Linked DNA regions of Homo sapiens: region 2 is linked to region 1. A link is an interaction called in ENCODE POLR2A ChIA-PET data of the cell type or tissue named here. Cell type or tissue: Panc1. All regions are shown on one strand. Links, peaks and the distances in the headings refer to the core of each region. The heading gives the core; the rest is flanking DNA. Region 1 has its middle 13 kb from the start of SHLD1. Region 2 has its middle 16 kb from the start of GPCPD1.

Region 1 (5,375 bases), core at 281-5,280:
GTGACAGAGCTCATATGTGGCAGAGTTGGCTAAAAAGATATTAAAATACTAAAACTGCAAAGAGCCGGGCGTAGTGGCTCAAACCTGTATTCCCAGCACTTTGGGAGGCCGAGGCGGGCGGATCACGAGGTCAGGAGATCGAGACCATCCTGGCTAACACGGTGAAACCCCGTCTCTACTAAAAATACAAAAAATTAGCCTGGCATGGTGGAACGTGCCTATAGTCCCAGCTACTTGGGAGGCTGAGGCAGGAGAATCGCTTGAACCCTGGAGGTAGAGGTTCCAGTGAGCCGAGATAATGCCACTGCACTCCAGCCTGGGTGACAGAGCAAGACTCTGTCTCGAAAAAAAAAAAAAAAAAACTGCGAAGAGTGCTATTATCTGAAAATGAATAACAATTACTATTCCCAATCTCAGAAAATAATTTGAAAGTTAGTATTAATTGAAGAAAAAAATTGAACCAGAGCATGTTGAACTCATTAATTATTAAATCATTAAAATAGATACAGCAGACAACCCTGTACTGAATAGCTGTGACCCAAATCCTCTGTGTGTTTTAGAAACATCTCTCATGTGTGTTATAACAACCCCAGTGTCAGAGTGCCTCGTTGCTAAAGTGGCTTTCTTAAAGCCCAAGCCATGGAAAATCACTAATAAAAGCATAAATGAAAGAAAAATGTGTAATTAAGAAACTCAGATGCCCCAACTCAATTGAAGTAGAAAATAATCTGAAGACATCGCTTTCCTTAGGCTTATTATCTTTAATTGGCTTCCTCCTTTGTTGTGGATGGCCATATAGACTCAGGAGAGAGGCAAAGTGCTAACTTCATGTCTCCTGCAGGCCGCAGCACCAGCTCCTGGGGCTCCTGTTGTTCCTGTTCTATAAAAAGGAGGCAGCCGGGCACGGTGGCTCACGCCTGTAATCCCAGCACTTTGGGAGGCCGAGGCGGGTGGGTCACCTGAGGTCAGGAGTTTGAGGCCAGCCTGGCCAACATGGTGAAACATGGTCTCTACTAAAAATACAAAAATTAGCTGGGTGTGATAGTGGGTGCCTGTAATCCCAGCTACTCGAGAGGCTGAGGCAGGAGAATTGCTTGAACCTGAGAGATGGAGGTTGCAGTGAGCCGACACCATGCCACAACACTCCAGCCTGGGTAACAGAGTGAGACCCTGTCCCCCCCTAAAAAAAAAAAAAGGAGATAATAAAACCTTTTCTCTGAAAGAGAAAAGCACTTAACCTGCTGTCCACTAATAGTGTCTAGTTGTAAATACTCATTATCAGTAAGTCCTTACAACTGACTGAAGTCAGCATACTTTTCAGAAAAACGGTGAGCCAGATGTTTCTAAACTTCCAAAGGGCAGAGCCAGGCTCTCAAAAGGATGAAGTGGGTGGCTACCCACTAATACCCACAAATTACCTGATTCCTATTTAACAGGTAATTTGAACAGCACAGGGTAGAACATCCTGCCCAAAGTATCTTTTTCACTCTACGTACTTGCAGTTCCACCATTAGAAATGCATTCCTGGACAGATGTGGTGGCTCACGCCTGCAATCCCAGCACTTTCAGAGGCCGAGGCAGGTGGATCACTTGAAGCCAGGAGTTGGAGACCAGCCTGGCCAACATGGTGAAACCCCATCTCTACCAAAAAATACAAAAAATTAGCCAGGCATGGTGGCACACGCCTGTAGTCCCAGCTACTCAGGAGGCTGAGGCAGGAGAATTGCTTCAACCTGGGAGGCAGAGGTTGCAGTGAGCCTAGATTGTGCCACTGCACTCCAGCCTGGGTAACAGAGTGAGACTATCTTAAAACAAAACAAAATGAAATGCATTTCTTTGAGTCCTGTGGAGTCCCCCTTCAAAATGCAAATACTTTCACATCAGCTCTCTGCATAGGCAGTAAGTTTGAAGCTGGGTTATTAGAATGATGCCTAGAAGTCTCTCCCAGAGTCAGGGGGTATCGGAGGCTTCTCAGGAGGGAGACACAGACCTTCTTGCCTAGAACCAGCCCTATGGATCTAAGGGCTGGAAGACTTCCAGGTCAACATAACCCACAGAAACAAGCCCACGCTGACAATCTACCTTCAAACAGCAAGGAAATCTCAACTCTGGCTGGGTTCTCCCTGACATCACATCCTTCCCTACCTGAAAACAGCAGTTTCCCAACAAACAGCAGCTACCCATCAAAGCAGACCAGTGACTCCATAGCAGCTTTTCGGTCTTCTGGTGCACAGCCCTGCAGACCCACAGAGCTGGGGCTCTGGCAGTACTTAGATGCAGACATAGCTTTCCAGGCAGGACACCTGAGACTTTTCCTTCCTCTGAACCCCAGAGGACTGGCTTTTTTTTTTTCTTTTTAATAATATTGTCATTACAGATTTGCTAATCTTTTCTATGGAGCATTAGTCAGTATTCTGCTCTCATTAAGGATGCCAAGGTCCTAATGCCTTTTCCCCTTTACAAAATAACTTAGCCATGTTCACATTCTCTTAGCATGTAATTTACCATCCCCTAAGGCCCAAGGCCATTCTTATGAGCCCTGGGCATGAGGAGATTTTCTTTTTTTTTTTTGGGATGGAGTCTCGCCCTGTCGCCCAGGCTGAAGTGCAATGGCGTGATCTCAGTCATGGCATGAGCCACTGCACCCAGCAGAGGAGATTTTCATAACAGGAAACAATTCATGTGTATTTAATCTGCAGATTGCATGGAGTGGGGGTGGGGTTGTGGCAAAGAAGGAACAAACAAATTGCAAATGTTTAGATATCTTCTGCACCCACAGCCACTTCAGACGTAGACAATCTGCGTCCTACCCTCTTCAGAGAATCATCTCAGAGATTAATAGCATTAGGACTTTGAACTCTGAGCAAGGGCTTAGTCACCCAACCATGTTGCAAAAAGTAGTGAGAGTGTCCTCTGAATTAAGGTGATAAGAAAAACTTACCACCAGCCTTCCCCTAACAGTTGTCCGTAATGTCCCTTTCAGAAACTTCTGAGTTTTTCTACCTCTCTCTGTGTCTGATGTTGCTTACTTGTTTTACTTGACAAACTTAATGAATTGAACATACTTTTAAAATTTGTATTTATTTTGAGACAGGATTTCACTGTGTCACCCAGGCTGGAGTGCTGTGGCACGATCATGGCTCACTGCAGCCTTGATCTCCCACGATCAAGTGATCTTCCTGCCTTAGCAGTCCACCCTATTCTCCCTCCCCACTTCCCACCAAGTAGCTGGGAATACAAGGCATGTACCACCATGCCTAGCTACACAGGGAGTTTCACTGTGTTGTCCAGACTGGTCTTGAACTCCTGGGCTCAAGCAGTCCTCCCACCTCAGGCTCCCACAGTGCTGGGATTACAGGCGTAAACCACCATGCCTTGTCTATGCTTTTTTTTTTTTTTTTTTTAAGATGGAGTCTCGCTCTGTTGCCCAGGCTGGAGTGCAGTGGCATGATCTCGGCTTACTGCCACCTCTGCCTCCCAGGTTCAAGCTGTTCTCCTGCCTCAGCCTCTCTAATAGCTGGGATTACAGGTACATGCCACTGAGCCCAACTAATTTTTATATTTTTAGTAGAGACAGGGTTTTGCCATGTTGGCCAGGATGGTCACGAACTCCTGACCTCAAGTGATCCACCCATCTCAGCCTCCCAAAGTGCTAGGATTATAGTTGTGAGCCACTGCACCCGGCCTATGCTATTTTTAGTAGTAATTAAACTGCTTTTTGCTGACCATCCCTTCATTTCTTTCCTCCTTATGGATCTGTAGGGAAAAAGTTCCCATAATGACAAAGTCAAATTAGAAGGGACTCCTTTGCGTGAGAAGACAATAAAAAGTCAAATAACTCTATTCTCAAGAACTGCCAGGGAAAAGTCACTCATAGGGACAACAACTCCTTTGTAAATTCATCCTCACCAGCTGCACTCACTCAACAGAGTCTGGTCTTTTAGCCAAATACAGGCTCCTCCCCTCCACCAGGATTATTTTAAATTTCCCTCTTCTCCTTCGCAGCTGTTGACTTGCTTCCTCATGCAATTAAACATCCAAACCCATCCAGATCTGGGCCACCTGCTCCTCTTTCCCTTCGTTTAGCACCAAAGTTGATGACAGTCCCTTTTTGTCTTCCTATGCCCTATCCTCTGTCCCAGCATGTTCACAGGATACTCACTCTGTTCATTTTCTTCCCTTCCTTCTCCTCTCCTCTCCTCCCCTCCTCTCCCCTTCCTTCTCTTCCCTTTTCTTCCTTTCCCTCCCCTTCTCTTCCTTTCTGTTCTCCAGCCAATTTCTCCCTCTCAACTTGTTCAATAGACAGATAAGGGGATTAATCCCTTTATCCATAACACATGTAATACATGTTGCAAATTATTTCCTCCAAGTCATTTACCTGTCTTTTGACTTTATTTATGGTGGGGTTATTTTTTAGTTTGCTTATTGTACTTTTTGTCATGCAAAATTTCTTCATTTTATTGTGTGCGTGCGTGTGTGTGTGTGTGTGTGTGTGTGTGTGTGTGTGTGATTTTTTTTTTTTTTAAGACGAAGCCTTGCTTTGTCACCCAGGCTGGAGTGCAGTGGCGCGATCTCGGCTGACTACAACCTCGGCCTCCCAGATTGAAGCAATTCTCCTGCCTCAGCCTCCCAAGTAACTAGGATTACAGGCGCCTGCCACCATGCCTAGCTAATTTTTATATTTTTAGTAGAGATGGGGTTTCACCTTGTTGGCCAGGCTAGTCTCAAACTCCTGACCTCAGGTGAGCTGCCTGCCTTGGCCTCCCAAAGTGCCAGGATTACAGGTGTGAGCCAACATGCCTGGCCTCTTCTTTTTAAATTATCACATTTATTAATCTTTTATTACATCTCAACTTTGAGTTAGAAATACCTTTTTCCACCCACAAGATATAAAGGAATTCATACGTTTTCTTCTATAAAACATGATGGCATAGTTATTGATAGCACTATGAAAATGATGCAGTACCAAAAATAAGTGAGAAATAATTTGTGGGATTTCCACTGCAATTTAATCAGAAGTAAAATATAAACAGAGATGCCCCAGAGGCAAATTTGGTATGCCTTTGATCAGAGATTTGAACAAGCAGAGCTGATGCCAGGTCAAACCATGAGTTAGGTATTCAAAAAGACCCAGAGGAAGCTGAAACAGGGAGTTGAGAAAGACATAGGCATCTGGAATTGACAGAATATAAATGCAGGTGAGGCTGACCACGAGAGCAGGGAGAACGGACAATTTCGGATTAGCTTCAGTTACATATAACAGAAAACTTGTGCATGTAGATTTTTTCTTCATGTAAAAAAATCAGCACTGGACCAGGGGCAGCTGGTCCAGTGCTGATTACAGGCTTCATTATCATACCAGACTAAGATTTCTT
Region 2 (5,375 bases), core at 143-5,142, 110 kb after region 1:
TAGTACTCGACATCTGCAGAGAACATAAAGGAAGAGTATTGTTTTCCGTAGGCCAGGTATCTCACATAAGAACTCCTTCACAGTTGGCATTCTTTTTTAATCCTTACATTTAATGAGGGAGATACTATCTCAGTTTTATAGGCCATAAAACTAAGGGCCTAAGAGAATTAGTGGTTTGTATAAAGCCGCACAGCCAAGCTGAACTAGGTACGTTATTTAACCTTTATGGCTTTTGTTTCCTTTGCTGTAAAATGTACTAACAATAGTATTTCAAAGATGGGCCAGGCGTGGTGGCTCACGCCTGTAATCCCAGCACTTTGGGAGGCCGAGGCGGGTGGATCACTTGAGGTCAGGAGTTTGAGACCAGCCTGGCCAACATGGTGAAATCCCGTCTCTACTAAAGATACAAAAATTAGCCAGGTGTGGTGGCTGGGGCCTGTAATCCCAGCTACTCGGGAGACTGAGGCAGGAGAATCACTTGAACCCTGGAGGCAGAGGTTGCAGTGAGCTGAGATTGTGACACTGCACTCCAGCCTGGGCGACAAAACAAGACTCCATCTCAAAAAAAAAAAAAAAAACAACAACAAAAACAAAACAAAACAAAAAAAACAAAGATGGTTGGGAGCAGTTAGTAAGATAATGCATGTAAAATTCTTAGCACATTGCCTAGTATGCAGTTATTCTCTACTTGAAATGGTAACAAGTGTTCATGATAGAAAATTAGAAAATGCCAATATACCAAAAGAAGAAAATTTAAAATGCCATTAACTGCCAACAGTCTTGATGGAGAATTCAGTTCTGGCTTAATTATGACTTATGAAAGGCAGTCCCAACATATGAAATGCTTTTTTCAATGATGAAGCATTTGAGCAATTTTTTTTTTCTTTCTTTTTTAGAGTCAGGGTCTTGCTCTGTCACCCAGGCTGGAGTGCAGTGGCATTATCACAGCTCACTGCAGCCTCAGACTCCTCAGCTTATGCCATCCTTTTGCCTAAGCCTCCTGAGTAGCTGGGACTATAGCATGTACCATCACGCCTGGCTTTTTTTTTTTTTTTTTTTTTTTTGAGACGGAGGGAGCCTTGCTTTGTCACCCAGGCTGGAGTGCAGTGGCATGACCTTGGCTCCCTGAAACCTCCCCCTTCTGGGTTCAAGTGATTCTCCTGCCTCAGCCTCCCCAGTAGCTGGGACTACAGGCATGCACCACCATACCCAGCTACTTTTGTAATTTTAGTAGTGACGGGATTTCGCCATGTTGGCCAGGCTGGTCTTGAACTCCTGACCTCAGGTGATCCACCCACCTTGGCATCCCAAAGTGCTGAGATTATAGGCCTATTTTTTTTTTTTTTTTTTTTTTGGGACACATGGAGTCTCTCTATTTTGTCCAGGCTAGTCTTGAACTCCTGGCCTCAGGCAATCCTTCCACCTCAGGCTCCCAGAGTGTTGGAATTACAGGTGTGAGCCACCACACCCGGCCTTGAGCAATTGTTGAATGCAATTCTGTTTGGATTATAATAAAAGTTTAGAGGCAGGGCAGGGTAGCTCAGGCCTGTAATCCCAGCACTTTGGGAGGCCAAGCCGGGCAGATCACTTCAGGTCAGGAGTTCAAGACCAGCCTGACCAACATGGCGAAACCACATCTCTACTAGAAAAAATACAAAAGTTAGGCAGGAGTTGTGGTGCATATGTGTAGTCCCAGCTACTTTGGTGGCCAAGGCACGAGAATTGCTTGAACCCGGGCAGAGGAGGCTGCAGTGAGCCAGATGGCACCACTGTACTCTAGCCTGGGCGACAGAGCAAGAATGACTCAAAAAAAGAAAAAAGAAAAAGAAAAGAAAAGCAAGCAAGTAAGCGAGATTGGGTTGTATACTGATGCATGCAAATTATTTTAAAAAATAAATTAGAGCAGGAATAATAATGTCATTGCCACTCATGGATGTTATGATATTCTGTCTGGGGTGGGAGTACCAAGAAAGGAGATGCAGCCAAGGCCCCAGGGCATTTAATAACAGTTGGATGAGACACCCATGGGTACACAGTGGTGTCTGTAAACGATATTTCTCATGAGTGTTGTAAGAGAGACAGGAAGACAGAACTGAGTTGAACACATTCACAGCTAGACAGGGGAGCAAATATGTTTCTTTCCAGCCTACTGTGCTAGTGGGTTCTCCTTGGAGCCTTGTGTTGAAAATGACTGTGGGGCCTCTTCTGCAGAGGTGCAACAGGGCTTCGTGTTCATCACATCTGCCTCCTCCTCTTCCTCATATTGCACTGAGGCCAAAAGGTAGAGAATTACTTGAAGCAAGCAAAGGGAAGCCTTCTGAAACTATAGATTCATAATATAGTTTATGATATGACTTTGGTATACAGAACACAGAGAACATGCACCAATAGTATTTAAAAAGAGAGATGAAAAGAGACATCATAAAAAAAAAACAGAGATGAAAAGAAAACTGCATACTATATAAAGAGATGTGGGCATCTTGGTTTGGCTGAACCTGGTGAAACAGGAAATTTTCCTTGATCCCATCATGGGCCTCATGACAGGGATGCCTCGCTTACTCAGCTCACAGCTCTCAACCCCTCACAGAAGGGGGAGGATGCAGGTGAGCAGGTGCAGGTGCCAGAGTGAGTGCTTTTGGGTGACAACAGGAGCAAAATTCCATGTGGGCCCCTGGCAGTGTCTAGCGGGGAGTACCCACGACCCCCAAGGCCCCAGAGGGTGTGTGTTATAGTGCTCTTTTAGCTTTGCCATCTATGTTAAACAGCTCAGTGGGCCCTCTCTTTTTTCGTGAGGTGGTTGCTCTCTGCCAGCGAGGGCAGAAGGTCAGTGTGACAGCCTTTAGCATCCGCACCCGTGGCACTCGAGCTCTTGATTAGCATCCAGGAAAAATCAGGTCACACAAATGAACTGAAGAGTGGTGAATACAGAGGATTTTATTGCTGATGAAAGTGGCTCTCAGCAGGAAGGGGAGCCAGAAGGGGGATGGAGTGGGAAGGTGATCTTCCCCTGGAGTCCAGCTGGGGACGGAAGCAAGGTTGTCAAGCCATCCCTCTGAAGTCAAGCTGCTTCTCTCTGACATCAAACTGCACTCTCTGATGTCCAGCTGCTTCTCTTCTCCCCTTCTCTGCCCTCTGCCAGTCAGGTCAGGGGTTTCCATGGGTACAGGATGAGTGGCAGGGTGGGTCATGGGTGGTTTTGGAAAAGGCAACTTTCAAGTGGGAAAACAGGAATGCATGTTCTCATTTTGGGCGAAGGTTCCAGGCTTGAGGGTAGGGCTTTACCAGGGACTCTGCCCTTTTCTGCCTACAATTTCTCTGACTCCTGTCCCTATCACTGGCATACTACAGATCAGCATTATTTTGAAGACAAAAAGAGATTTTTGGGTAACACGGGAATCTTAGAGCTCTGAGTTCCTTAAAAATTTTCAAAAGATGTTTTGATCTTCTAGGGAAAGAATTTTGGCTGTTTGCCTTATACTATGGGTCCTCACTTTGGTTATAATTCTATAATTTGAATCATGAATTGGTGATTTGAAAATGGCTTCTCTGGAGTTTGATCTGGGACCTAAGGACATAATCACTGATTTTAATGATGTTTTGATACTTTATTAGACAGTGATACCATTTTCTTTTATTTTCCTTTTTTTTTTTTTTTTTTTTTTTGAGACAGGGTCATACTGTCTCAGTGTCTTGGAGTATGGTGACGTGATCGTGGCTCACTATGGCCTTTTCAGGCCCAAGCAATCCTCCCACCTCAGCCTCCCAAGAAGCTGAGACCACAGGCACAGGCCACTACACTTGGCTAAATTTTTTAGTTTTTGTAGAGACAGGGTCTCGCCATATTGCCCAGGCTGGTCTTGAACTCCTGGGTTTAAGTGATCCTCCCACCTTGGCCTCCCAAAGTGCTGGGATTACAGGCATAAGCCACTGCACCCAACCTGAGGCTGTTTTTCTTTTCTTTTTTTTTTTGAGATGAAGTCTCACTCTTGTCCCCCAGGCTGGAGTGCAATGGCACGATCTCGGCTCACTGCAACCTCGGCCTCTCAGGTTCAAGTGATTCTCCTGCCTCAGCCTCCTGAGTAGCTGGGATTACAGGTGCCTGCCACCACGCCCGGCTACTTTTTGTATTTTTAGTAGAGATGGGGTTTCACCATGTTGGCCAGGCTGGTCTCGAACTGCTGACCTCAGGTGACCCACCCGCCTTGGCCTCCTAAAGAGTTGGGATTACAGGCGTGAGCCACCGCGCCCCGCCACCTGAGGCCATTTTTCTATAGAACCCTTCTGTGGTCAATTCCCTGCCTGGAACTTCTCTCCCCAAACCCAGAAAAATGTTGAAGCCACCATTGCAAAATTATAACTGAGCTGACCTAACCAACTCCATCTTGCTTCTAACTTCCAAGCTGTCCTTGTTCATTCTTGGGCATAGGCTGAACTAACTTTGGGAGAAACTTAGTTTATAGTTTAAAACAAAGACAATAACAGTCCTTTCCCAAAAAAACCCTCCTTCTTGCCTGGGGACTAGACTGCCTTTGTAGGATTAACAAATTAGCCACAAGATTAGAAATCATGGTTTAGGAGTCATGCAGCTGGAGGCTACAAGATGCTGACCCACCCTAAACTGCTCCTAAGATTAGTGCTTGAGATATTTTGCAAACTCTGCCCTTGATGGATCAGCTGGCAACACCCAGAAAGATAACCTGGTTCATCTGACCTTGTGGCCCCACTCAGGAACTGACTCAGTGCAAGAAGACAGCTTCAACTCCCTATAATTTCATCTCTGACATGGCCCATCCACATTCTCGGCTTACCAGCTTCCTCCCACCCACTAAGTTGTCCTTAAAAACTCTGATCCCCTGGCCAGGCGTAGTGGCTCACACCTGTAATCCCAGCACTTTGGGAAGCCGAGGTGGGCAAATCATCTGAGGTCAGGAGTTCAAGACCAGCCTGGCCAACATGGTAAAATCCCATCTCTACTAAAAATACAAAAATTAGCCGGGTCTGGTGGTGTGTGCCTGTAATCCCCGCTAGTTGGGAGGCTGAGGCAGGAGGATTGCTTCAACCTGGGAGGCGGAGGTTGCAGTGAGCCGAGATTGAGCATTGAGCCACTGGATTCCAGCCTGGGCAACAAGCAAGACTCTCTCACAAAAAAAAAAGAAAAACCTCTGATCCCCAAATGCTCGGGAAGACTGATTTGAGTAATAATAAAACTCCAGTCTCCTGTACCAGCTCTGTGTTAATTACTGTCTCTATTGCAATTCCCCTGTCTTGAGAAATCAGCTCTATCTAGATAGCAGGCAAGGTGAACCCACTGGGTGGTTACAAATTCTCTAAAATCAACTAATATTATTGATTGATTGATTGATTGAGACGGAGTC

The links. Peaks named below come from ENCODE experiments on the same cell type or tissue, not always from the same donor. Only the 100,000 strongest peaks of a DNase experiment are listed, where the experiment ranks them.
Region 2: POLR2A ChIA-PET joins it to region 1 with 5 read pairs; 14 of 35 experiments call an interaction of 5 or more read pairs at or near these places.

The regions. Positions count from the first base shown.
Region 1 is chr20:5,734,900-5,740,274 of GRCh38, reverse strand. No RefSeq gene overlaps it. Among named protein-coding and RNA genes, the nearest start is that of SHLD1, 13 kb to the left of the region's middle. In Panc1, for the core only: no CTCF peak of the experiment used is centred there; a DNase peak (open chromatin) is centred at 2,854; H3K27me3 peaks cover 249 bases.
Region 2 is chr20:5,624,539-5,629,913 of GRCh38, reverse strand. No RefSeq gene overlaps it. Among named protein-coding and RNA genes, the nearest start is that of GPCPD1, 16 kb to the right of the region's middle. RefSeq lists an enhancer at 3,898-4,399. In Panc1, for the core only: no CTCF peak of the experiment used is centred there; no DNase peak of the experiment used is centred there.